Linked DNA regions of Homo sapiens: regions 2, 3 and 4 are each linked to region 1. A link is a contact called in ENCODE Hi-C or POLR2A ChIA-PET data. All regions are on one chromosome and are shown on one strand. Each heading gives the region's core, a stretch centred on a gene start or an enhancer-like site at or near the end of the contact. The rest is flanking DNA. Distances are from core to core; before and after follow the strand shown. Region 1 holds the start of LINC03015 (long intergenic non-protein coding RNA 3015). Region 2 holds the start of COX19 (cytochrome c oxidase assembly factor COX19). Region 3 overlaps ADAP1 (ArfGAP with dual PH domains 1). Region 4 holds the start of DNAAF5 (dynein axonemal assembly factor 5).

Region 1 (6,572 bases), core at 2,199-4,698:
CCAGAATTACAGCAGATTCAGAGAGACTCCAGTGCAGCCACGTGGTGGAAGATTTATAGACAAAAAAAGGGAAGTGAGGTAGAGAAACACCTGGATTAGTTACAGGTTGGCATTTGCCTTATTTACACACAGTTTGAACATTCAGCAGTGTATGAGTGATTGAAGTACGGCTGCTGGGACTGGCCGAGACTCAGCAATTGTGACAGGTACATACTCCTAATTTAGGTTTTCAATCTTGTCTACCTATTAAGTTAGGCTCAGTTTGTTCACAGGGACTCCAATACAGAAGTACGGAGTCCTTCTCAGGCCATATTTAGTTCGCTTTAACAATTCCCCCTTTTTGGTCATTTTATCAGTTTTGAGAGATTGATCGAAACTTGAGTTATTGATGTCACTGTCACCATTGGTCTTGAAACCCACTAGGAAGCAGAACAGTGAGTTTTGCAAAGGTAGGAACAAGGACTGAGTTGAGGATACCACCTTATGCTGGAAAGTCCTGTTTGCAAGAGAAAAACAAAACCTGGTCTATTCTAGGACCCATGTGTTTCCTTAAAGTCTTAATTCGATTATGTCACATTTAGCACGAATGATGCCATTTTGGTTCGGTTTGGTCTGTTGGGACCTAGTGCTCAGTCCAAAACAATGGCCTCCCATCATTTTGTTTAAAAAATTCCCCCTTTGTCAGGTTGTCACTTAGGCAAGAGTGTGACCAAAACTTAGGATGTTAGCGCCACTCTCCGTTACTATCATTTTGGATTTCCAGTCTCAGCATGTCACTCATCGGTTTCGGTGTCCTCGTGGTCACACATTTCTTTCAGCTCTTGTCATTCCAGTTGAAGAGAGACCATCTGACGTTCTAAAGATGGCTTCATGCAAACATTTAAAACCTTTGAGAGAATACAGTGCACCAGGGAGACTATTCTTATGACTACTGAGAGGGTTAACACCAAGAATTTGGAGTATGCTCCTTAGCCAGGGTCCCCATAAACCAGACCACCTAAACTCAAATAGACCATTCTTTGACTTAACTCAGTGGTCTTTTCGTTAATTCCCTACAACAGACTCTCTATAACACCTGATGTTTTCTCCATAGGCCTTAAGTGCCAGCATCTGCACAGGTACTTTCCTGTTTAGCCAATTCTATTTTTTAGCATAACTTTCACAAGAGAATTTAACATCTGTTGTGTAGCCTTTACAGTAGAATCTGCTACAGAGTCTACCATGAGGGATATGTTTCTAGTCATTGCCTTTTTAATTCCAAACCATGGAAAAAGGACCTAACAAATGATGCCCTTCTAGAAGAGGGAAGGCCTCTTGGCAATGGTCTCTTTAACCCATGCTGTGGGTTAAGAGGAGTGAACCAATGTTCTGCTTCTGAATGATTATGAGGCACCATATGTACCATTGAAGTTTCTCACCTATGATACACTGGGCCTTCATCTTTATCTATCAAGTTATAAGATTATCCATGTATAAAGCTGGCTGCAAAGCCCTTCACAAATAAAAGTATACCCCATAAGTGCACAAAACAGACCCCCTTCTCACTTCTGTTGTTCACAGAGGCGGAAGCAACGGAAAAACATTCAAAGATAAGAGTCTCATGATAGTAAGAAGTCTTGATCCATGATCTTCAGAAAGAGCTGCTCACATCAAGGATGCCATCTTCTTCTGGGGAGAAACTTCCCTGATTAGCTTTACCTTAAGGGTTTCAATGGATGTAGAGTTCCAAGAGTGACCCTGCTCAGTTGTGAGATTATGACCCCAAGGTTCAAGATCCTGATGTTTTGTTGCAGTGATGATGCCAAGGGCAGCGTTTCTCTGATGTTCTCAGAAGATCCCATCTTTGGGTTCTAGATTGTGAAGGGGTTGATTGTCCTCAGTGAACCATAAAAAGCTCTTTACCTGGTGAAAATACACTGATACATAGTAATCTACTGTTATAACATTAGCCCTCCTGCATGGGAAAGCTTTAGTACAACCAGAACACATACATTGAAAATGACAACTGAATGAAACCCCTTTATAAATGTTTAAATGCCTCATCAGGTAGCCAAATGTACATGAAGCTTTGATTGACTTCCCAGGAGTATGGGTTTGACAAACTAAACATTGTTTATAAACTATTTTAACAATCTGTAAGTCACCACACCAACATATTTAATTTGGATCATTTTATCTTTTCCAGGATGAGTCATGGAATGCATAACTTTTAATAACAAAAGCTTTAAGGACTCACGAAGGACAAGGCAGCCATCTTGGTTCTCCATGAGTCCATGCTTAACATCGGACTTATGTCCTCTTGGGTGCCAGTTGTTTCTCCAAATTGGGCACATAGCATGGATAACTGATGGGTTATCACAGGTAATTTGACTTAGACCATGGAGTTCATTCAAATTGTATATCTAAACAATTTCAGTATAGGCTGATTAAGTATGCAAACCTGGTGAAGCATTTCCTCGGTATTCAATTAATTTTTATTCTATTTGGGTTAGCAGTTTTATAAGCCAGTCAGTCTTTTCATTAAAGTTTCAGCAATTCTTACCCAGTCCAAATGATGTGATTTTGAAGTTACTAGAAACCTGTATTCCACAGTGCTTTTCAGGGTCCTCCCCATCCGTTCACGAACCTCCTAAAAGACACCATGTTCTAGGATTTTTGTGTGCTTGTGAAGTTTTCAGAAACTACATCAGCATGAAGCAATTAACTGCGGAAATGACTTTAAATACTCAAAAAGACACAATTGACAAAGAAATTTGGTTATAACAACAACATAACCATAATTATGATCGGTAGCATATACTCAGAAAAATTAGAATTTTAGAAATCCCATACAACTTTGGAACATATATTAATATCATTCACTAAAATATAACCTGAAGAAGGTTAAATTTTTTTTTTGACACTATTCTGTATCGAAAAGTCCAAAATGTTTCTTAAAAAGTAACTAAAAAAACACTGGAGTAATTAAAGGACACTTCCTGTGCAGGGGATGGAAAAATCTCAACAAAAAAGGAGCGCAGAAGAGCCTGGCTAGGCGGGAGAACACGGTCAGGCCCGCAGGAGACGCCGCGGCACCTGCCAGAAAGAGAGCCGCAGGCCAAGACCAGGAGACGCGAGAGAGGTGGGCAGGGCTGCCCGAGAGACCCAGGCGGCCATTGCCCGCCCTGCGTCTGCGCCTGCGCCGGAGCCTCCTCCACACTGCGCCAGCGCCGAGTCCGGCCGCCTCCTCATTGCGCCGGCGCCGGGGCTTCCTCCACACCGCGCCTGCGCCGATGACAACCCGCCTCTACAGGACGCCTGCGCAACGCCATAGTCACCTCATCAGCTCCGTGCACTTACGAGTCTCTCTCTGATCGACCACGTGTTCCTGTCGGCTCACAGAGGCCGCCTCAGGGTCCTCCCCCATTGTCTTCCTCGCACCCTCCACTGTTCCCGGCCCTTCACTCTGCGCTTGCGCAGGAGTCGCTCGCTCCTCTCTGCGCCTGCGCAGAGGCCACCTCCTCCCCGCCCGTCCGCTCCCTTGGCGTCGTCTTGGGCCGCGCCCCGACCCCTTCTGTTTACGCATGCGCAGGAGCCGCCCTGCGCGGGTGGGGGGCTGAGCCCCTGTGGCTTCAGGTTTAAAGGCGCGAGCGCCACCCACGCAGGCACAAGGGCTCCTAGTCGTTTTATTTTTAGCGTAAGGTTTTCCTCTTTAACAAGGAAGTAAAAAAAAAAGTTGTGCAATAAATATTAATCGTCCTTATATGTACTCGGGAACGTTCGTCCTTTAGGTTTTCTCCTGGCGCATGGGCGCCGCCAATCATTTCGGGGCTTATTTTGGTTCTAAAGCCCGGGGCAGCCAGGCCTCCCTGCCTGGCCTCGGCGGGGACGCGGGACCTGGGGCCCCGGACCGGGCCTAACCGCCCTGGCCGGTCCCCACTGATGGTGGCGGTCGGTCCTGATCGTCCTGATGGCAGCGACCAGGCTGGACTCGGGCTGTGCAGGGGCGAGGGGAGCAGGGCGGGGTGACGCCCGGAGAGCGGCCTGGAGAGCGCGTGCTTCAGAAGGCGTGGGCACCCTGTCCCCTTTGCAGATGGGGATGCAGGCCCTGGTGGCGGTGGAGGGGAGATGGGGGCAGGGACGTTGCCGGGCAGAGGAAGCTGGGTGAGTGTGCACTTGGTCCCCTTTGCTCCTCCCTGGGACTTTGGGCTCTATAGGGCAGCCTCCGAGGCCCACGTGCACACTCGGTGAACCACAGTCCAGACACAGGCAGGGCGGCAGGCCAGGGAAGGAGAGGCCAGGTGTTGGTGCATGGAGAGGCCAGGTGTTGGCCTGGGGGTGCTAAGTGAACCCCCAAGGTCGCGGAGACAGTAGGGCAACAGCAAAACGAGCTCTGCCGTCCAGGGCGAGGGCCCGGAGTCCTCCCCAGGGGTGGGCTGCAGAGAAGCCCCTGTCCAGGCCCTGCTCACCTGCAAAGTGCTCCCGAGCTCCTGTGCCCCCAGCAGCAATCCCAGCCCCGCTGACACCCAAGCTTGTCACCCGCTGGGTTTCTTGAGGTCTGAGGACCGTGGCTGAGGGTGCATGGGCGCTGGGATGGAGGGGGATGTCCTGTCCCAGTCTGTGCTTATTAATTGTTAAAGAGGGCAAGGCTGCTTTTATTCAAGGTGGGGGGGCTGCTAAAGCGAGATGTTGGGTTAGGGGAGGCAGATCCGGCTCAACTCCAGATAGAAAAAGTGGGAATTGACAGCCCAGGCGTAGGGTCGGGAGTGGAGAGAAAATTACTAAGAGGAAGGGTCAGGGGCAAGGCGGGTTCTAGCTGCATAGACAGGATTTTTGCTGAAAAGGCAGGCAGTGTGGTCACAGACCGAGGGTGGGAGTTGAGGACTTTGATCAGGGACCAAGAGTAGACGATTTTCACTAAACCGACTCAGCAGGATTCTTGCTAAATCGGCCGAAACCGGCCAAGGTCAGGGACTGGTCACAGGGAGGGCTCAGAGGAGCCTGACTCGAGTGTGGTCAAAGGAGAGAGTCTTTGTCATCTTTTAAGAGGCGAGAGTGACGTATTAGTGAGAAACGGTGAAGGGATCAAGCTCAGGCCAGCAGCCCCGAGTTTGAGATGAGGACAGGCTGGGTCCAGGAAGGGCTGCAGGAATAGGGGGCACCTGAGCCTGCAGAAAGCGGGGAGCCCAGCCGCCAGAGCAGGCACCCCCAGGCAGACCTCAGTGTGTCCTGCCCTGTGGGAGTGGCAAGGCCAGACCAAGCTGGATGTGAACCAGTCCCAGAACACCGCCTAGAATTTGGATTGTAATTTGTTATCGATGATATTGCTGCTTGGTCTCTCTCCTCTTCCTCCCCACCCCCACCCAAGATGGAGTCTGGCTTTGTCCCCCAGGCTGGAGTGCGATGGCAGGATCTCGGCTCACTGCAACCTCCGCCTCCTGGGTTCAAACAATTCTCCTGCCTCAGCCTCCCAAATAGCGGGGATTACTGGTGCGTGCCACCACACCCAGCTAATTTTTGTATTTTTGGTAGAGACGGGGTTTCATCATGTTGGCCAGGCTAGTCTCAAACTCCTGACGTCGTGATCCGCCCACCTCAGCCTCCCGAAATGCTTTGGGATTACGGGTGTGAGCCGCCGCGCCGAGCATGGCCATCGTGGCTACATCAGTCCCGGCTAATAGAGATTTTAGCACACTCAGATTCTATTGGCTAATAAGATTTAATTATAATTCTGGGGTATTTAACAATGTCGTTATACAGTCTTCATTGTTGCAAATGGAGAATGAAATCGGGTGCATGTGACACTAATATGACCTGTTCATGCTCTGTCACTTAAACGGAGTTAAGTAACATAGCCCTGAGCAGGAAGACTCCTTCCCCACTTCTGTCCAGGAGCTCCTTACTCGATTCTGGGGAACAGAAAGGCTTTCAGCGGCCAAGGGGAGTGACAACAGCCAGACATGAGACACCTCCTAGAGCCCTTTGGTGTTACCCTTTCCGGTCCATCAGCCACAGTGTCCACCCCAGGTAGCTGGGTCCTGAGTTCACCGTCTCAGGACATTTTTCGACCTGGTTTGTCTGAATTATTATTATTATTGATCATTGAGACAGGGTCTCAGTCCATCGCCAAGACTGGAGTGCAGTGGTGTGATCCTGGCTTACTCAGCCTCCCAGGCTCAGGTGATCCTCCCAGCTCAGCCTCCTGCGTAGCTGGGACCACAGGCAGGCACCACCATGCCTGGCTAAATTTTTTGTATTTTTTGTAGAGACCAGCTCTCGCTATGTTGTCCAGGTTGGTCTCAAACTGCTGCCTCAGCCTCCCAAGGTGCTGGGATTACAGGCATGAGGGACCAAGCTCAGCAATCTGAATTATTTATGCAGAATTTTTTTTTCTCTAGCTGGAAGAGCTGTTTATATGCACGTTTCTTTGGGGGCAACTCTTCTCCATTGTCACAGATTTTTTTTTTCCAAGCCATTCCTGGGGGATTCCTGGGAGCCATGTGGGAGAGGCGTGAGGAAGTGAGACCTTCACCCCGAGACAGGTCCTGACACACCCTCTGGTGCCTCTACTCAAGTGAGGTGAGAGGGGAAAC
Region 2 (6,572 bases), core at 3,522-6,021, 830 kb after region 1:
ATGTTGCCCAGGCTGGTCTTGAACTCCTGAGCTCAAGTGATTCTCCTGCTTGGCCTCCCAAAGTGCTGGGGCTACAGATGTGAGCCACCACTTCTTGCCAAAATAATTCCCAGCTGTTTATCGCAGTGCAGCCATCTTAGAGGCGTGAAATTCACGACTCAGCATGACTCTTTATGGGCCCCACACTCTTCAGGACAATAGTTACTATCATGTGAACTCACACATGGTGACATGCCCCCCGATCCTGCTGCGTGCTTTACAGGGATGGCCTCCTTTACCCTCCCCACAACCCAGCCAGGAGGCCCAGCCATCATCCCATGAGGCCCCCACACACTCTGTGCTGCTGGCAGCGGGTGAGGCTGCTCCACCAGCGTGTCTGTGTGACACCCGGTGCCTAAAACTAATCCCCAGGACAGGACGCGAACTTCTAAATCACTGCAGAGGCTTGAGATCTCAGACCACGGTGGTCATCTGAAACACACCTATATTTTCACATCAGGCAAACATGGTCCAAGTCCTCAAGAGACAACTTTAAAAACTCCATTGTGGTCCATTTTCTAAAACAGACACACACGGAGGTTGGAGTAAAGTAATGTCTAGGATTTTAGCACAGAAGGAAAAAGGAAGAAAAGAAATGGCTAAAAACAGGGTGGGTGCCGGTTATGGGAGGTAGACTCCTCAACTTCTGTATGTTTGATGATTTTCATGAACAAATAACCAATCGAAATTCTACGGTCAAAATAACTGACCTTATAGAAAGAGCAGAATTTTTAAAAAGAAAAAAAAAACAACAAAAACAAAAAACAACAAAAGCCTGGGCGTAGTGGCTCACGCCTGTAATCCCAGCACTTTGGGAGGCCGAGGTGGGCGGACCATGAGGTCAGGAGATCCAGACCATCCTGGCTAACACGGTGAAACCCCGTCTCTACTAAAAATACAAAAAATTAGCCGGGCAAGGTGGCAGGCGCCTGTAGTCCCAGCTACTCGGGAGGCTGAGGTGGGAGAATGGGGTGAACCCGGGAGGCGGAGCTTGCAGTGAGCTGAGATCATGCCACTGCGCTCCAGCCCAGGCGACAGAGTGAGACTCCGTCTCAAAAAAATAATAAAAATAAAAATAAAAAAACAATGAAATCAGAACACATGCCCTGAACATTTGCCTAAACATTGCCTGGCCAATCTGCGAGACCACCTGAGGCACTGGCCCTGGCTCCCTTCCTCCCAGCTGTCCTCGGGAGTCTCAAGGGGAAGCTGAGCATGAGGCAGGAGGCCTGCTCACACCCTCACATGAACACAGCTCAATTCACACCGTCTCTAAAGCTTGGCAGCGCCATGGAGAAATTCTCAGTTCCAGTTTTCTAAAGATGCATTAATTTAAGACTAATTTAAACACGTGGCTCCAGCCAGCGTGCTACTTAAACAATCAGAGATGGTAAGAGACAGATTCAGTGTGGCCCTTGGACAAATGTGAGCCCTGGAAGAGCCTAAGCGACAGCCCCAAAGGCAGAACGTGGCCTCACTGAAGTCCACACCGCTGAGAAGGCCCATCATCCTTACGGCCCCAAATGTCCACACGAATAACCCCGAACACACCTGTGTGGCCGGAAAGGCACAACGGATTTTTGCCTTGAGGGAAATGTCTGAGTATGTTATGGGAACATGAAAAGAGCTCAAAGTGGATGGGCGAATTGTCAACCTGTCTTCAGCACAGACACAGCTGTCTGAAGACCGAAATGCTTAGTGAGCTAATCATGGCCTCGAAAAGCAAAAATAAAAGCTCCCACTACCATCATATAATTATATGCTACATGCTTTTTTTTGCATAAGGGATTAGAATAGCTCTTATTTTAAGTAAAAGCTGTGGGGATCATAGCTACGAACGCGTTTGTTTTGTTTAAAAGTGAGCGTTGGTGAGTTCTGGTTACGACAGGAAGAATCATTCATCTTTCATCATTTCTTAAATAGTCTATTGTCCTCCCTGTCACATTCCCAACAACTCAAAGTGGAGCAAAACAACCCAGTGCATATTTTTAACATCTGAGAATGCAAAAGAAAGAAACTGTGTACCCACGACCTTCGGTCTTTTGACTCAGTCAGCATTATGATGCACGATTTGGAAACCTTAATGACAGGTCGGTAGCAACCAAATGTGGAAAGAAAATGCTCTCAGGAATGCAATCATGTATAACGCTATCGCTCAAGAAGAGGTTCCCAAGATTGTGAAACAGCTTTTGGTACAATTTCATCTGATAAGCCTCCATTTCAAGGGCAAACAATTCCACAGTCCTGAAAAACACAAGCTGAATCCCAGGCCTGAAAAAGACACACTGTAATGGCCTTTCAGGAAAAAAAAAGTTTTAATTGGAGTAGTGGGAGGTGGAAATCATAACGCTTAGCTGTACTCACCTCTCCATCCTGCATTCTAAATATTCTTTTGATTCCTTTCTGCACAAAGCATTTTCAAAATTATTGTTATGAAGACACTTCATGAATTTCTCTTTAAAGCTTTTACATTCACCTAGAACGAGAAAGAAAACAGCATGTTCTTTTCAGAGTGAAAAGTGATGCAACCACACAACAGCCTTAAGAGCTGCGCTGCTTTTCCTTTCAAAACTTGTTTCCTCAGGCCGGGCGCAGTGGTTCACACCTGTAATCCCAGCACTCTGAGAGGATCACCTGACCCCAGGAGTTTGAGACCAGCCTGGGCAACACAGTGAGACCCCCATCTCTACCAAAAAAAACCTTAAAAGTTAGCTAGGTGTGGCGCACGTCTGTGGTTCCAGCTACTCAGGAGGCTGAGGCAGGAAGATCGCTTGAGCAAAGGATTTCGAGGCTGCAGTGAGCTTGATCACACCACTGCACTCCAGCCTGGGCAACAGATCAAGACCTTGTCTCCTAAAAATAATCCAGGCTGGGCACGGTGGCTCACGCCTGTAATCCTAGCACTTTGGGAGGCAGAGGTGGGCGGATCACCTGAGGTCAGGAGTTCAAGACCAGCTCGGCCAACTTGGTGAAACCCCATCTCTATTAAAAATACAAAAATTAGCCGGGCATGGTGGCGGGTGTCTGTAGTCCCAGCTACTCGGGAGGCTGAGGCAGGAGAATTGCTTGAACCCAGGAAGCGGAGGTTGCAGCGAGTCGAGATCACACCACTGCACTCCAGCCTGGGTGACAGAGTGAGACTCCATTTCAAAAATAAATAAATAAATGATCCAGCCTGGTCAACATGGGGAAACTCCATCTTTAAAATAAAAAATAAAAAAACAATAATAATTAGCTGGGTGTGGTGTTGCACACCTATAGTCCCAGCTACTCTAGAGGCTGAGACAGGAGAATCGCTTGAACCCGGGAGGAGGAGGTTGCAGTGAGTCGAGATCACACCACTGCACTCCAGCCTGGGCGACACAGTGAGAGTCCATTTCAAAAATAAATAAATAAATAATCCAGCCTGGGCAACATGGGGAAACCCCATCTCTAAAAAAAAAAAAAAAAAAAAAATTAGCTGGGTGTGGCGCTGCACACCTATAGTCCCAGCTACTCTAGAGGATGAGACGGGAGACTCCCCTGAGTCCAGAAAGGAAGGAGGCCGAGGCTTCAGTGAGCTATGATTGCACCACTGCACTCCAGCCTAAGCAACAGAGTGAGACCGTGTCTCAAAACAAAAACAATCAAACCCAAACTTGTTTCCTTCATAAACATGCTGAAAACAACAATGGAAAAAACCCACAACGAGGTAAAGTCAGCCCAGTACGAGGTTAAGGTGCAATGTAGGTGATGGTCACAGGAGAGTTCAGGGTAAAAATTCTTTCATTTTTGCTATTTGAAAATGTCACAATAAAATGTTGGGAAAGAAACAGTAATTCACAGATCGTTTTTCTTTTCTTTTCTTTCTTTTTTTTTTTGAGACGTTGTCTCACTCTGTCGCCCAAGCTGCAGTGCAGTGGCCCGATCTCGGCTCACTGCAACCTCCGTCTCCCGGTTCAAGCGATTCTCCTGCCTCAGCCTCCCGAGTAGCTGGGACTACAGGCGAGCCACATCACACCCAACTAATTTTTGTATTTTTAGTAGAGACGGGGTTTCCCCATGTTGGGCAGGCTGGTCTCGAACTCCTGATCTTAAATGATCCGCCCACCTCGGCCTCCCAAAGGGCTGGGATCACAGGCATGAGCCACCGCGCCCGGCCCACAGATCCTTTTTCGAAGCCTTCATGTCCACGGAGGCAACCCCACCGGAATACGGCCAGAAGCACTGGGAGATCAGCAGCACTTTTGAGCTTTGCAGCAGACATCGCTAGGCACCGTCTAAGCCTCGGCTGCAGCTGCGGGCTTCGTGGCCGCCGAATGCCCCGCTCTGCAAACCCGGGGCACAGACAGCCCGCCGGGTGAGTCAGGGCGGAGCCGGAGACCCGGAAGCCTGACGCAAGGAGTCGGTGTCGCTGCCCTCGTCACGGGGGCCACGGTCCTGCCAGCTCCCACCTGCAGGGTCCATGCCGCAGCAGTGACCCAGGGCTGGGTGGGGCGGAGGGGCGGGCCGCCGTGCCTCAGTTTCCCCGCCTGCACCGCGCTAGATGCCGGCACCCCATAGGGCTCCGCGCTGGGCCGCGACCCAGACCCCCCATCGCAGACCCCTGCCCGCCGACCTTCCGCCGCTCACCTAAGTGATCCAGCGGGAAGCTGCCCTTGTCCGGGGGCCGCGGCTGGAAGCTCTTGGTCCCGAAATTCATGGCGGTCGACATGTTGGCGACTCCGGAGTCTGCGAGCGCCTTGCGAGCGTACGCAGGGCGGCCGGCGGAGCGCCGAGCAGGCACCCCGGGAGCGCCGAGCACGTCGAGCAGGCCCCGTCCCCGCCCCTTGCCCAGGCCCGGCCCCACCCCTTGCCCAGGCCCGGCCCCACCCCCTCGGAGTCAGCAAGCTCCTGAGCCCCGGTGGGCGCTGCCCGGGCTTTCCCGTCCCCTGGGACCCTCACAGCAGTCGGTAGCAGAATCAGCTTTTGGAATTGGTGAGAAACCGAGGCCCAGAAAGGTTCAGCGAATTGCCCGAGGACACATAGCGGTGCCGGCGTCTCTGCATCCCAGGTGTCTGCTGGGGCCTCGGTTTCCCCATCGCACAGAGACCTCATCACGGGGCCCATCCGGGGAGGAAGGCGGCACAGGAGGGACAGGAGAGCCTGTGGACTCGCTGCCTGCGGCTGCTGGAGCCAGGTGACACCACCGAGCAGCTTCAACAACAGGAATGTGCTCTCAGTCCTGGGGTCTGGAGTCCAAGCAGTGGGCAGAGTGGGGGCCCTGGGGACAGTCCCAGCCTCCCAGCTTCTGGGGGCCGCCAGCCTGTGAGGTTCCTTGGCTTGCAGAAGCACCACCTGGTCTCGGCCCCTACGTTCCCATGGTGTCCTGCGCATGTCCAAATTTACTATTTTTATTTATTTATTTGAGACAGGGTATTGCTCTGTTGCCCAGACTAGAGTGCAGTGGCATGATCACGACTCACTGCAGCCTCGACCTCCTGGGCTCAGCGATCCTCTCACCCCAGCCTCCTGAGTAGCTGCGACCACAGGCACACACCACCACACCAGGCTAATTTTTCTATTTTTCGTAGAGATGGAGTCTCCCTATGTTGCCCAGGCTGGTCCTTAACTCCTGGGCTCAGGCAATCCTCCTGCCTCAGCCTCCCTAAATGCCGGGATTATAGGCATGAGCCACCATGCCCAACCTAAATTTCCTCTTTTTATAAGGATAGCAGTCATGTTGGGTTAGGGGCCGTCCCAATAACTTCATCTTAACTAATTATATCAGCAGCAACCCTATTTCTTTGTTTTGTTTTTTAAAACGGAGTCTCTCTCTTGTTGCCCAGGCTGGAGTACAGTGGCTCGATCCTGGCTCATTGCAACCTCCACCTCCCAGGTTAAAGCAATTCTCCTGCCTCAGCCTCCCGAGTAGCTGGGATTACAGGCGCCACCAACACACCCAGCTAAGCTAATATATTTTTTTTCAACACAGAGTCTCACTTTGTAACCTAGACGGGCGTGCAGTGGTACGATCTCGGCTCACCGCAACCTCCACTTCCCGAGTTCAAGAGATTCTCCTGCCTCAGCCTCCAGAGTAGCTGGGATTACAGGCATGCGCCACCACACCCGGCTAATTTTTTGTACTTTTCGTAGAGACGGGGTTTCACCATGTTGCCCAGGCTGGTCTCGAACTCCTGACCTTAAGTGATCCGCCCACTTCAGCCTCCCAAAGGGCTGGGATGACAGGCGTGAGCCGCCGCACCTGGCACCTATTTCCAAAGCAAAGGTCACATCCTAAGGTCCTAGTGGCTTCACCATACGAATGGGGGTGGAGGGTAGTTACAGCTCAACCTAGGGCAGAATGAAAGTGTACTGTAAGCGGTAAGGCCCGGCCTTTGCGTGTCGATGTTGTCATGGCAACAGCAGTCGTGGGAAAGGGCTCAGTGAAGACCCCAGCGTCCACCCGCGGAGTCTCTCCCAGCCCTGAACCTGTACCCACATGCCCTGGCCATGAGGAAGTCGAACACTGGCCCGTTTAGAGCACCATGGGCGGCCCAAGCTCCAGCCTCCAC
Region 3 (6,572 bases), core at 1,016-3,515, 790 kb after region 1:
GGGGGGGCCCAGGGTCAATGGTGCTGGAGAGGGGAGAGACATGTACAGGAGGCCACCAGCCTCTACGACCCTCCCCATCCCCACAGCAGCCCCCAGACCACCACTCTCACCTCCATGCGGCCCTTCGGTCCCACTCACAGCAGTCAGGAAGATCAATGGCTTCCAGACCCCAAGTCCCACGAGTGGGGCTGGGGTGACCCTCCCACCGGGTCTTCAGGCCCCACGCTCCATCCGACCTGCAGCCCCCAGCCGGGGTCTTGTTCCTTCTCCACCTCCCTCGGGGTCTCCCTACGGGGCCCTTCCTGCCGCCTCCAGCATGCGTGGCCCCTCCCTGCACGCCAGGGCTTCCTGGTTGGCTCACACCCGTCTCCCTCCCCATAGGGGCGTCTCTAGGGCCCCACGAAGCATCTGTGGCTGGTGTCCCTGCCTGGCCATGCCAAGTGCTCCGTGAAGCCTCATCAGATGCATGGGTGAGAGGTGGGCAGTGGCTGTGTCACCTCAGAGGCCGCCCAGGGGACAGGTAATGGTGCCCTACACGGCAGCGGGCCGGGGTGCACGTGGACTGCCGTGTAAATGCGACCCTGACTCTGGGTCGTGCCGCGCGGCCTGGGACGCTGCATTCTGTTTCCTTAGAGACAGGGTCTCTTTTACCCTGAGCCCAGTGCTCCAGGTGTGGGGATTTGAGGGGAGCACTCCGGAGCTCCCAGGGCACGGGAATCGGCGACCCGCCTTCGCTCCCTGGCCCACCACACACACCTGGAGCTGCTCACAGAGAGGTTGGACCCGGCACGGGGTGGGTGGAGCAGCCACACAGGCGGAGCCGCTGGAGAGGGGGCGGGGTCCTCGGGTCCAGCCAGCCAGGCCCCCAGAGTAGCCCAAGGCTCCAGGGGCCACAGCCAGGCCGCCCGGCATCTCTGGCTCCAGAGGCCCGGGCTGAGGCCACCCGGGGACTGCGCGGGTCCCCCCGCCCCTCCCCCTCCGTACCTCCACTTGGGCCTCCTCCCAGGCGTCCAGGCGGACGGACTTCACCTTGCTGACCTGGGGGATATTCCGGTGGATTCCCGAGCAGCTCAGGCAGATGAAGACGCCCAGAGTGTAGGAGGCCCAGTCGGGATCTGCAAGGGAAAGCCGGACGTTCACGGAGGCTCAGCCCAGGGACCCCGGAGGGAGGGTGGACGGAGCCTCGAGTCAGGAGCCCCCGGCCATGCAGTGGGGGGGGCTTCAGCGGAGACCCCCGGGTACACCAGGCTCCGTGCGCCCCACAGGCACCTAACCCCAGCTCCCCCCCCGCCCTCTGCCCGGTGCAGACGGGGCTCTCCCCAGACACCCCACGGCATCTGAGGAAGCCGATCTGCATGCACCTGCTCTGCCCCGCGGGTGCCGGGAACCTCCAGCAGAGGCCGGCCCCACAGGAGCCCATGCCCCGGGCTGGAGGGCACCCGGCACTCGTGAGGATGGGTCCACCTGCTTTCCTCGTGTCCGCTGCCCTGGGAGAAGTCTGTGGGCCCGAATCCTCCTGGGTGATGGGGCCAAGATTGGGAAATTCAGATAGGATCTGAGTGCAGGGGGTGCCTCACACCCAACGCGCTGCACACCCCCGAAGGACGGATGGTAGCCGCGGATGACGACGCACCCTGCGTGGGGTGACAGCGCCCGGCGGCCACTAACTTTGCAGGTGTGACAGCGGCGCTGTGGCTTCACCCTGCATGTGGCCTGTCTAGGGATTCCACGTCTCGATGTCTGGTTTGCCTTAAAAGGTCCAACAAAGCTGGACACAGTGGCTCAGGCCCGTAATCCCAGCGCTTTGGGAGGCTGAGGGAGCAGAATTTTTTTTGAGACATAGTCTGTTGCCCAGGCTGGAGTATGATGGCACGATCTCGGCTCGCTGCAACCTCTGCCTCCCGGGTTCAAGCGATTCTCCTGCCTTAGCCTCCCGAGTAGCGAGGCACGCACCACCATGCCCGGCTAACTTTTGTATTTTTAGTGGAGATGGGGTTTCATCATGTTGGCCAGGCTGGCCTCGAACTCTTGACCTCAAGTAATCCACCTGCTCGGCCTCCCAAAGTGCTGGGATGACAGGCGTGAGCCACTGCCCAGGGTGTGGGTGCCACAGCGCAGTCTTTCTGCTGCTGCACGTGTGAAATGTCTCATTCTGAAACGGCAAAATGTGGGGAGCGTCCAGCCCCGCCCTGGGGCGATGGCTAAGAGGGCTGCTGTGTGACTCTCCTGTTTTCTTCTGGCTCCCAACGACCCTTCACAATAAGTCAAGGGAGTGGAATGGCTGAAAGGCACCCTAGAGAGAACAGTCTCTCTGGGGGAGATGAGTCATCTCTGAACTGCTTTTATTTTTAAGTGGAGGCTCTCCTGGGTGAGGCTGGTGGAAATCGAGGCGCTTCCCCACAAGCAGGTGCGGCTGTGGACCCAAGCCTGTTTGGGGAATCATGAGTGGAGAGGACCCCACCCTTCAGGCCTGGCGGAGGATAGCCCCCCTCCCAACGCTGATCGGGGCCCACCCCTGGCTGGTGGGGGACTCCCATGCCAGGCGGCGGAGGCCCAGTGGGGCTGGGGCTGGGCCTGGGCTCTGAGTCACTGCCAGGAGGAGAGGCACCCAAGTGAGCCCCCGGCCGGGGATGGTGCGTGAGAACCAGCAGGCTGAACCTCGGATTTGGGGGTCATGCCCGGCCTCTGGGATTTGGGGGTCACGCCGGGCCTCGGATTTGGGGGTCACGCCCGACCTCTGGGATTTGGGGGTCACGCCCGGCCTCTGGGATTTGGGGGTCACGCCCGACCTCTGGGATTTGGGGGTCACGCCCGACCTCTGGGATTTGGGGGTCACGCCCGGCCTCTGGGATTTGGGGGTCACGCCCGACCTCTGGGATTTGGGGGTCATGCCTGGCCTCTGGGATTTGGGGGTCATGCCTGGCCTCTGGGATTTGGGGGTCACGCTGCACATCTGGGATTTGGGGGTCACGCCGGGCCTCTGGGATTTGGGGGTCACGCCCGACCTCTGGGATTTGGGGGTCACGCCCGGCCTCTGGGATTTGGGGGTCACGCCCGACCTTTGGGATTTGGGGGTCATGCCCGGCCTCTGGGATTTGGAGGTCATGCCCGGCCTCTGGGATTTGGAGGTCATGCCCGACCTCTGGGATTTGGGGGTCACGCCCGGCCTCTGGGATTTGGGGGTCACGCCCGACCTCTGGGATTTGGGGGTCACGCCCGGCCTCTGGGATTTGGGGGTCACGCCCGACCTCTGGGATTTGGGGGTCATGCCCGGCCTCTGGGATTTGGGGGTCATGCCCGGCCTCTGGGATTTGGGGGTCATGCCCGACCTCTGGGATTTGGGGGTCATGCCCGGCCTCTGGGATTTGGGGGTCACGCTGCACATCTGGGATTTGGGGGTCATGCCCGGCCTCTGGGATTTGGGGGTTTTCTGTCACAGCTGTTAGGCTCCCTGATTAATGAAGCCTGTCTCCCCATTAACGTGGGCTTCTTGAGGACCCCAGACCCAGCACCCCCGGATCTGGCACAGAGCTCAGTCCGGAGCAGGTCTCCACGGGAGTCATGAATGAAGGGGCCACTAACAGCCCTACTTCAGCAGAGCCCCTGTCTTCGAGAGAGACCACAGGCTTTCTCCTCACCCCTCAGTCAGTCAAACATTTGCCCAAGTGACCCTGTCTCGGGTACCAGGAGTTTTGCCTGTGCTGAGTAGGGCGGCTTTTGGGAGAAAGAATGCGGTTACAGGATCAGCCGTTGTTTGGTTTTGCGGGGTTTTTTTTGTCTTGTATTGTATTGTTTTGTTTTGAGACAGGGTCTTGCCCTGTTGCCCAAGGTGGAGTGCAGTGGTGCAATCACAGCTCACAGCTCACTGCAGCCTCCAACGCCTGGGCTCAAGCGATCCTCCTGCCTCAGCCTTCCAAGTAGCTGGGACCGCAGGCATGCACCAGCATACCCAGCTAATTTTTAAAATTTTTGGTAGAGATGAAGTCTCTCTATGTTGCCCAGCTTGGGCTTGAACTCCTGGGCTCAAGCGATCCTCCTGTCTTGGCCTCCTAAAGTGTTGGGATTACAGATGTGTGACGCCGTGTCTGGCCTGCAAAGTATTTAGTTACACACACCCCTGGAGAACAGGTGGGGAAGAACCACACTGAAGTCCCAGAAGAGAGAGACCTGACTCCCCCCGGGCTCCGTCTTCTCCCGAAGCCTTGGTGAAAGATGCCGCAAATGCTCGGTACGTGGCTGTGCGAGGGGCGCCCAGAAGGCACGCCAGTCTCCGGGCCTCGGTCTCCTCATCTGTCGGATGGGACAGCACGAGCCACTTACAGGGGTAGCAGGCAACATGAGCCCAGCTGGGAACATCACCGCTCGGGGTGCAGTGGGGGGCCCTCCTTCTCACCGCATGGCAATGCTGTTGGTTCTGCTCCGACAGTGTGGACCACGGACCCAGGCTTCCTGTCTCATGGCCTTTATCTGCCCATCTAGAAATTCTGAGGGAGGCTGAGCAACGGCCACCAACAGCTCCCGCCCAGCCCAGGGTCCAGAATGCCTGTGCCCACCTCCAACCTCACTCGGGTGCTCCGGGACAGGCTGTCCCTCTCCTGGCCTGGAAGGAGGCCTGTTCACAGAACCCAGGGAGCTGGGCCTGGAAGGAGGCCTGTTCATGGAACCCGTAGCAGGAGCTGGACTCTACGGCGTGGACCAGCTGCCTGTTGTTGTAAATAAGGTGTTACTGGAACTCAGCCATGCCCATTTATGAACTGTCTATAGCTGCTTTTGTGAGCGGTCGTTGACTAGCTGTGATGGAGACTCTACGGCCCTAAAATATTTACTGTCATTTTTGTTGTTTTTTGAGACAGAGTTTCGCTCTTGTTGTCCAGGCTGGAGTGCAATGGTGTGATCTCAGCTCACTGCAACTTCTGCCTCCCAGGTTCAAGTGATTCTCCTGCTTCAGCCTCCCGAGTAGCTGGGATTACAGGCGTGCACCACCATGCCCGGCTAATTTTCTATTTTTAGTAGAGATGTGGTTTCACCATGTTGGCCAGGCTGGTCTCAAACTCCCGACTTAGGTGATCCGCCTGCCTCGGCCTCACAAAGTGCTGGGATTACAGGCGTGAGCCACCACGCCCAGCCTACTATCTGTCTTTTTAAGAAAAAGTTTGCTGGCTGCGTGTGGTGGCTCACACCTGTAATCCCAGCACTTCGGGAGGCCAAGGCGGGTGGATCACCTGAGGTCAGGAGTGTGAGAACAGTCTGGCCAACATAGTGAAACCCCGTCTCTACTAAAAATACAAAAATTAGCCGGGCGTGGTGGCGGGTGCCTGTAATCCCAGCTACTTGGGAGGCTGAGGCAAGAGAATCACTGGAACCCGGGAGATGGAGATTGCAGTGAGCCGAGATCGTGCCACTGCACTCCAGCCTGGGCAACAGAGTGAGACTTTGTCTCAAAAAAAAAAAAAAAAGTTTGCCAATGTCTGCTTAGAGGGAAAAATGGGGGTGGCACAGATGAGTGAGCCCAAGAAGGGCTTGTAAGTAGGACTGATAGCTTACAGCCATTACTAATATAGCCTATCTTTGACAAACCAGCTACAAGTGAGGCTAAGGAGTGGTTACAACCTGTCCCGACCTCTTGCAACTGGCACAAGGTCCCCCGGTGTAAAGTTAGAGGTTGTCTGATGCAAACCTGTCACATCCTCCTTGGTATTTGTGTGTGAGCATATACATACGTGCGTGCATACCCACAGACACAACATGAACAGCCTACTGGGGAGGGCTCAGGGAGTTAAATGTGAAGAAATAGAGACACCAGCCAGGTGTGGGTGCTCACACCTGTCATCCCAGCATTTTGGGAGATTGAGGTAGGAGGATCACTTGAGCCCAGGGGTGGAGGTTGCAGTGAGCCGAGATGGCACGACTACACTCCAGCCTGGGTGTCACAGACCCTGTCACACACACACACACACACACACACACACACACACACACACACAATATGGAGACATGACCTTTTACATAAGAATCAAAAGACGAGAGCCAGTTAAATCAAGTGTGTTGGAGACAGGAGCAACACAAGGTTGTCACTGGTAGGGCAGGAAGTTTGTATCATTTTTAAAAAGCTTTTGTGGAGTTTTACTAGGATGACTAAAATTTAAAAGATGGATACTACCAAGTGTTGATGAGGATACAGAGCAAGTGGAACTCTCATCCACTGCTGGTAGAAATACAAATTAGTCCAACCCACTCTGAAAACAGCTTGGCAGTTTCTTACATAAAGATATATCTCCCATATGACACAGCCACCCTACTCCTAGGAATTTACCCAAGGGAAATCAAAATGTAGGTCCATAAAAAGATGTACATCCAACAATATATAAAAAGAGTAATACACCATGATCAACAGGGGTTTTTACCAGTAATGCAAGGTTGGTTTAACATTTGACCATCAATCAATGTCATTCACCATATTTACAGGTTAAAAAAGAAAAAACATACAATTGTTTCAATAGATGCAAAAAATGCTGGCAAAATGCAACATCCTGATAAAATTCTCAGAAAACTAAGAATAGAGGGGAATTTCC
Region 4 (6,572 bases), core at 2,678-5,177, 580 kb after region 1:
TTCCTTGTTCTTGGTATGACAAGTGATCTCCAGATGTATCCTGGACATTTGGGTTACGATGTTTGCAGACTCCTTGTCCTACTCTATTCCACCAGGCAGTTGCTCTGTTCAGGTCCAGGGTGTAGATTGCAGCCTGTTTTTGTGGTCTGTCATTCCAACAGCAGTTTCGTCTTCAGAGCCCTGGCACTGCCCTCCTCGTCTGCTTTATTCTTCTGGCTCTCCTGGGACTGCTGCTCATTTCCCATGGGTGCTGCCTGCAGGGGTGAAAGGTACCTCCCTGGGCCGCCTGGTGTCACTGGGCTACCTTTTGCTGTGTCAGGACAGAACATGCTCGTTCTGGGTCTCTTTGTGCTAAGAGAGGAAGGGCAGATTTCAGGCTCCTCTGACACTACCTGTGCAGTGCAGACTGTCCACTCGAACCCCAGTTGCACAGCACAGGTTAATGCACCTGCAGCAGCTTTAAAATCGGCCCTGAAAGCAGACTGTGGGGTGAAGGTGGCAGCTACCCTCTAGGTCTCTGTTGGGCGTCCCCTTTCCCAGGGCTTTGGCCAGAGAGAGGAGGCTTTCCTTGGAGAATTTCTGTCTGTGCCTGTTGGCTGTTCTGGGCCACAGGCTTCCCTGGGGACTAGTGCAGGAACACATGAGAGAAAAAGAAAACCCAGGGGACCCACCACCTTGCTATTCCTCCAGTCCAGAGGTCTCCAGCCCGTCTGTCAACTCTCAAGCTCCTTTCCTCGTCGCCTGCTATGTGCAGGGTATTTTGTTGTATTTCAATGGGAGGAGCAAGGAAAAGTGAAGTCCCACCACCGTAATTCAAGCGCTTATTCTTTCTCGTCTTCAGCACTCACTGCCACAGCCTTCCCAGGGCTCCCGACCAATCCGTTCAACGGAAGCCAAAGGGGTCCTTGAAAAATGCAGACTCGATCTTGCCAATGCTCCCACCTTGAAATCCTCAGTCTGCCATGTTTTAGGACAGAGGCCCCCATGGCCTGGCCCCACCCATCTGCTCACTCCCTGCCTGCTCCCCTGTGACCAGGGTCAGCCTCCCTCCCTGTTTGCTACCTGAGGCTGCCGTAACAAAGCACACCAGGCTGGGCAGCTGAATGAAACAAATTTGATTTCTCAAGATCAGGGTACGGGCTGGCTCCTCTTGAGGTCTCTCTTCATGCTCATACTGCATTCTCCCTGTATGCACGTCTATCTCCAAAATTTCTCCTTTTATGAGGACAGCAGTCATATTGGATGAGTGCCCAACCTCATGACCTCATCTCACCTCAATCACGTCTGCAAAGACCTTGTCTCCAAACAGGATCACTTCCTGAACTATGGGGGTTAGGACTTCAGCATATGAATTTTGGGGAGACGCCATTCAGCCCGTAACACTCCCATGAGGCCTTTGCTCATGCTATTTCCTCTCTCTCCAACACTCCCCGTCTCCCACCTCCGCCCTTTCACCTGGCTATGTGACATGGTTTGGCTGTGTCCCCACCCAAATCTCATCTTGAATTGTAGCTCCCACAATTCCCACGTGTTGTGGGAAGGACCCAGTGGGAGGTAACTGAATAATGGGGGCAGGTCTTTCCTGTGCTGTTCCTATGATGGTGAATAAGTCTCACGAGATCTGACGGTTTTATAAGGGGGAGTTTCCCTGCACAGGCTCTCTCATTTTCTCTTTGCCTGCTGCCATCATGTAAGATGTGACTTGCTCCTTCCCGCCTTCGGCCATCATTGTGAGGCCTCCCCAGCCATGTGGAACTGTGAGTCCAGTAAACCTTTCCCTGTATAAGTTACCCAGTCTCGGCCATGTCTTTATTAGCAGCGTGAAAATGGACTAATACACTGTGTTTACTTATTCTTCATATTTCACCTCTGCTACCATTTGTTCAGGGAAGCCTTAAAAGTCTAGTTCAACATCCCTTGACACTCATTCTCTCAGGACCACCACGGTTAAACACATACTAATTTATCCTTCCATTAAGGGCTATCTCATCCTGCAAGACCCTAAGATCTGGGAGAGCAGGGACCATGGCCAGTTTCTACATCATTGTCATCCTGTCCCACATGTTGCAGACAGTGCCTGGTCAAACAAATGCCTGTTGGAGGAAACAATGAATGAAGGTTACTGAATATGCTACATAACAACTTTTCAGAAGTACTGATGGGCCGGGCGTGGTGGCTCACGCCTGTAATCCCAGCACTCTGGGAGGCTGAGGCGGGCGGATCACGAGGTCAGGACATCGAGACCATCCTGGCTAACACAGTGAAACCCCGTCTCTACTAAAAATACAAAAAATTAGCTGGGCGTGGTCGTGGGCACCTGCAGTCCCAGCTACTTGGGAGGCTGAGGCAGGAGAATGGCATGAACCTGGGAGGCAGAGTCTGCAGTGAGCGGAGATCGCGCCACTGCACTCCAGGCTGGGCGACAGAGCAAGATTCCATCTCAAAAAAAAAAAAAAAAGACGTACCGACAAACACCACCATTTTGCAACACGAAGATCAACAACAAAAAAGAAGGTCAAACTTGAAGTTCTGTCCTAAAATTACACACATTCTGCCTTTAGAAAACTCAGTGCATGGTCACAGATGAGAAGTGCCTGGCTAACCAGACTTGGGGACTCCTGGTTTGCAGTGAGTGCTGTCAAACTCGCGTTCTAGGCTGGGCTCACAGCAACTCCGACTCCAAGCTGTTTAGGCGCCTCTGTCTCCACTCAAGTCCACAGTCAAGGTCACTACTGTGAAACACTGTCTTGCTTTTAATTTCCAAGCTGCCTTGTTATTTCTTGGGAGTAGGCCAAGCTAACTTTAGGAGGAACTTAGTTTATAGTTTAACTTTGAAACAAAGATGATAACAGCCCTTTCCTGAAGCCAACCTCCTTCTTGCCTGGGGACCAGAATGCTTTTGTAAGACTAACACATGAGCCACAAGATTAGAAATTGTGGTTTGAGTCATGCAGCTAGAGGCCACAAGATTCCAAACCTCCCCAGTTGCTCCTTAGGATAACACCACTATCATCAACTCTAAGATTGGTGCTCAAGATATTTTTCAGGCTCTGCATTCTGATGCACCAGGTGCCACCACCCACACCACTAATCTGGCTCAACCAGTTCTGTGATCCCACCCAGGAACAGAAGACAGCAAGAGAATCAACTTTGACTCTCCATGGTTTCATCTCCAACCCGACCAATAAGCACTGCCCTCTCCCTGGCCCCCTACCTGCCTAATTATCCTTAGATGACCCATCTCAGGATTTTCAGAACCTGGTTTGAGCAATAAAGCTCCAGTGTCCTTTAGCCAGTTTCTGCATGCAGCCAGTTTCTGCATGCAGCCAGTTTCTGCATGCATTAAACTCTCTATTGCAATTCCCCTGTCTTGATAAATTGGCTCTACCTGGGCAGCGAGTAAGGCGAACCTATTGGGCGGCTACGCCTGAGATCTAATGACAGGCTGCACGTGAAGCCCAGACCAGGCACCTGTCTTACACCACAGGGGGATCCAGTCCACAGAACCAGCGTCCTTCCCTCCTGGAACGGACCTTCCCAAAGCCAGAGGGGCTCTAGGCGGCTCAAACAGGGGCTTCCCGGCTACCCTGGTCCCAGGCGGGACCACTCAGGTTCCTTCTCCAAGCCCCCTAGGCTGCAGGGCAGGCTTCCCTAGGGGCAGGCCCAGGCCTATAGCCCGGGACCCGCATCCCGGGCGAGCTGCACCCTCCCGAGACCTTCCCCATCTGTACAATGGGGACAGGACAAGGCCCAGCAGGCAGGCTGGCGGGGGTTCCGGCGACAGAGGGGGACAGCGGGCGAGCACGACAAGAGCACAGGCCCACGTGCGCACCGGCGGGGAGGAAGTAGCCCGGCGCCCCGCCCGCAGCGCGGACCGGAAGTGCTGCCGTAATCTGCGCTGAGAGTCGCGAAAGCGCTGTTCCCCTTAGTGACCGGCGACGCGGGCAAGATGGCGGCGCTGGGGGTGGCGGAGGCCGTGGCGGCCCCACACCCGGCTGAGGGGGCCGAGACGGCTGAGGCGGTGGAGCTGAGCCGCGCCCTGAGCCGCCTGCTGCCGGGGCTGGAGGCCGACAGCAAGCCGGGCCGGCGGCGCGCCTTGGAGGCCCTGCGGCGCGCGCTGGAGGAGCCAGGCCCTGCCGCCGACCCCACCGCTTTCCAGGGCCCCTGGGCGCGCCTACTGCTGCCGCGCTTGCTGCGCTGCCTGAGCGACCCCGCCGAGGGCTGCCGCGCGCTGGCAGTGCACCTGCTGGATCTGGGCCTGCGCCGCGCCGCGCGGCCCCGCGATGCCCTGCCGCGCCTGCTGCCCGCGCTCGCCGCGCGCTTGGCCGGCCCCGTGCCCGCGCGCCGCCCGCCCGAGGCCTGTGAGGAGCTGCGCCTGGCGCTTGTGCAGCTGCTGGGCCTGGCCGTGGACCTGTGCGGCGCCGCGCTCGCGCCCCACCTGGACGACGCTCTGCGCGCGCTGCGCTGCTCCCTGCTCGACCCCTTCGCCGCCGTGCGCCGCGAGAGCTGCAGCTGCGCCGCCGCCCTGGCGCAGGCCACGCCCGGTGAGCACCCCGGGCCCCGCTCCCACACGCCACCCCACACTCTCACCCCCACCTCCACCTCCGCGGCCCCTCTCACAACCCCCGCGGCTCGGCCCCGCCCCCCTCCACGCCCGCACCCCCCAACATCCCGGACCCCCCATGCGCCGCTTCCCCCACCCGCCTGCCCCAAAGCACCCCGCCCGGCCCCCTCCTCCCACCACCACTGCTTCCCCTGCCTCACGTCCCGCCACCAACGCGCCCTTCAGCTGCTCCCTTGTCCTCTACCCCCATGTACCTGTTTCCTGCGCTGCCACGTGCTCCTTGCCCCGTGACCCCTGTTCCTGCTTGGCCCTCACTCACCTCACTCCCCTGTCCCCTTGCTCCCCGCCTCCACCCTCCACGCCCCAAGCCCCGCCCCCCACCTGCCTGCTCCCTGTGCCCCCTCCACCTGCCTATCCTGTGCCATCCTCCTCCTTGCACGCCGCCCTCCCGCGACCCTCACCTCCCACCCTCCTCCCTGCCTGAGCCCCCTCCACCCCACCCGGGCCCACGAGCCAGCGCTTCTGTCCAGATACCTGGAAACCACCGCAGAAATTCCTGTTAGGCGGTTTGGGGTGGGGTGTGCCCTGATAGCTGCCCCCTTTCCTTCCCTCGGGGGCTTGCAGGACTTGCACCTGGTTGAGGGCACGCGCTTTGAGACTCTGCTCTGGTCATTTCACTTTCTGTCCCATTCATCCTACTCCCCTGCCTTTCCGCTCTGGCTTGGACCACTGTCCTAAGTGGAAGGAGGCCGCTTCTCCCCTCCACTTTATAACGTTCCCCATCTTTTTTAGAGCTCTGATCTGATCCGGTCGTTCCCTTTCCTTAGCTGGCCATTCCTGCAGGGTCTTGCCCTTTCCCTCCCCTGGCTGGGATGTGGAATGATAGCAGGCGCCTGCTTCCTGCTGGCGGGAAGGCTTTCCGAAGGAGGGAACACTGATGCTATAAATCCGTGGGCGGTAGGGAGCAGGAAAGCAGTGAGGGATCTGGCCAGCTCAGGCCGTCCCAGTGATGTCCCAGTGATGGTCTGAATGTAGTGGGAAGTGCAGGGGGTGTCAATAGAAGTGATAGACCCGAGTTCAGGTTGTTAAAAGATCACTGCAGCTGCGTGGAGAATAGATTCCAGAAGTAGAGGAAGAGCTGGACTTGGGGAAATGCCGAGATTTCCACGTTGGTTAACTTTGGATTTCACATGGTCCAGAACTCCTGTGGAGCTTGGGGAAGAACCTTGGGCTGGATGGACATGGCCATTGAGAATTCCTGGCATTTAATGTATTTCTTCTTCATCCTCAACCACTTCCCTACCCAGTCTGTACATCAGCCCCACGAGCTCCCTCCCTGGACCGTAGGTTCCACAGGACAGCACTGTGCCCATCTGTGCCCCAGCCCCAAGCGCAGCCTGCTGGGGTATGTGCTCACTGGTTGCTGTGGGGTGAGGGACTGTGCCTCTGCCTGGAGCATCCCCTCATCTCCAGCACCTCTGGCCTTCCTCTCCCCTGGGTGGGGGGCCTCACCTCTGGTCTCGGTCACACTGGGCAACGGCAGAGAGGTTGAGGCGCTCACCCAAAGTCTCACTGGAATAGCCGTTTCCCAGACGGGCCCCAAGTAGTGCAGAGCTGAGGCAAGAGGCGGCCTGGATGCCAGAGACCCTTTGGTTCTGACTTTTTTTTTTTTTTTTTTTGAGACAGGGTTTCACTCTGTCTCCCAGGCTGGAGTGCAGTGGGGCGATCTCAGCTCACTGCAACCTCCGCCTCCTGAGTTCAAGCGATTCTCCTGCCTCAGCCTCCCAAGTAGCTGGGATTACAGGCGCCTGCCACCTCTTGTTCTGACTTTCTGCGGGGACTTTACAAATAGGAAGTGCAGTGGCTTTGCCTGGAGTGGTGCTGGCCCAGCTTCCTGGAGGAGCCTGGGGTCTCGTCTCAGGTGGGGCTGGGAGTGTGGCCTCGCCTCTGTCTTCTGGGCTCGGCTTCTTTCCTCTGGCCAGTGTCCCCGTCAGGCCTCCACCTTGGC

Evidence for each region. A loop is a pair of places that touch in the nucleus more often than their neighbours do. ChIA-PET counts read pairs that join two places held with the same protein, here RNA polymerase II (POLR2A). Pooled maps may share reads with other maps.
Region 2: a loop to region 1 is called in a map of CD8-positive, alpha-beta T cell, with 11 times the contacts of the local background. The contact joins the promoter of COX19 here to the promoter of LINC03015 in region 1. A Hi-C loop is called at or near these places in 2 of 168 maps with a recorded cell type or tissue (CD8-positive, alpha-beta T cell and naive thymus-derived CD4-positive, alpha-beta T cell), 2 of 37 single-sample maps with no recorded cell type and 8 of 50 pooled maps.
Region 3: a loop to region 1 is called in a pooled map, with 5 times the contacts of the local background. The contact joins the enhancer-like site here to the promoter of LINC03015 in region 1. A Hi-C loop is called at or near these places in 2 of 168 maps with a recorded cell type or tissue (both naive thymus-derived CD4-positive, alpha-beta T cell) and 8 of 50 pooled maps. POLR2A ChIA-PET finds 5 or more read pairs at or near these places in 2 of 52 experiments (CD4-positive, alpha-beta T cell and activated naive CD4-positive, alpha-beta T cell).
Region 4: a map of OCI-LY7 shows a loop between it and region 1 (11-fold over the local background). The contact joins the promoter of DNAAF5 here to the promoter of LINC03015 in region 1. A Hi-C loop is called at or near these places in 4 of 168 maps with a recorded cell type or tissue (CD4-positive, alpha-beta memory T cell, CD8-positive, alpha-beta T cell, OCI-LY7 and 1 more), 11 of 37 single-sample maps with no recorded cell type and 14 of 50 pooled maps. POLR2A ChIA-PET finds 5 or more read pairs at or near these places in 1 of 52 experiments (naive thymus-derived CD4-positive, alpha-beta T cell).

Annotation. Positions count from the first base shown.
Region 1 is chr7:145,990-152,561 of GRCh38, forward strand. LINC03015 (long intergenic non-protein coding RNA 3015) reads right to left here and starts at 3,449. Exons shown (of 3, transcript NR_134325.1): 1 at 3,340-3,449; 2 at 2,543-2,629. It overlaps LINC03014 (long intergenic non-protein coding RNA 3014), which reads left to right and starts at 3,729. Exons shown (of 2, transcript NR_108065.1): 1 at 3,729-4,143. RefSeq lists an enhancer at 3,180-3,474.
Region 2 is chr7:970,778-977,349 of GRCh38, forward strand. COX19 (cytochrome c oxidase assembly factor COX19) reads right to left here and starts at 4,772. Exons shown (of 3, transcript NM_001031617.3): 1 at 4,651-4,772; 2 at 2,404-2,515. The coding sequence starts at 4,732. RefSeq lists enhancers at 3,995-4,877, 4,177-4,246, 4,878-5,758 and silencers at 4,487-4,646, 4,667-4,946.
Region 3 is chr7:934,391-940,962 of GRCh38, forward strand. It overlaps ADAP1 (ArfGAP with dual PH domains 1), which reads right to left. Exons shown (of 11, transcript NM_006869.4): 2 at 985-1,115. Among named protein-coding and RNA genes, the nearest start is that of ADAP1, 17 kb to the right of the region's middle. RefSeq lists a silencer at 2,565-2,614. Within about 2 kb of position 2,266, at least 4 of the 41 ENCODE cell types and tissues checked have a DNase peak (open chromatin) inside an H3K27ac peak, as active enhancers do.
Region 4 is chr7:722,772-729,343 of GRCh38, forward strand. DNAAF5 (dynein axonemal assembly factor 5) reads left to right here and starts at 3,928. Exons shown (of 13, transcript NM_017802.4): 1 at 3,928-4,544. The coding sequence starts at 3,950. PRKAR1B (protein kinase cAMP-dependent type I regulatory subunit beta) reads right to left here and starts at 4,510. Exons shown (of 11, transcript NM_001164760.2): 1 at 4,439-4,510. RefSeq lists silencers at 4,001-4,200, 4,451-4,500, 4,561-4,670, 4,711-4,790.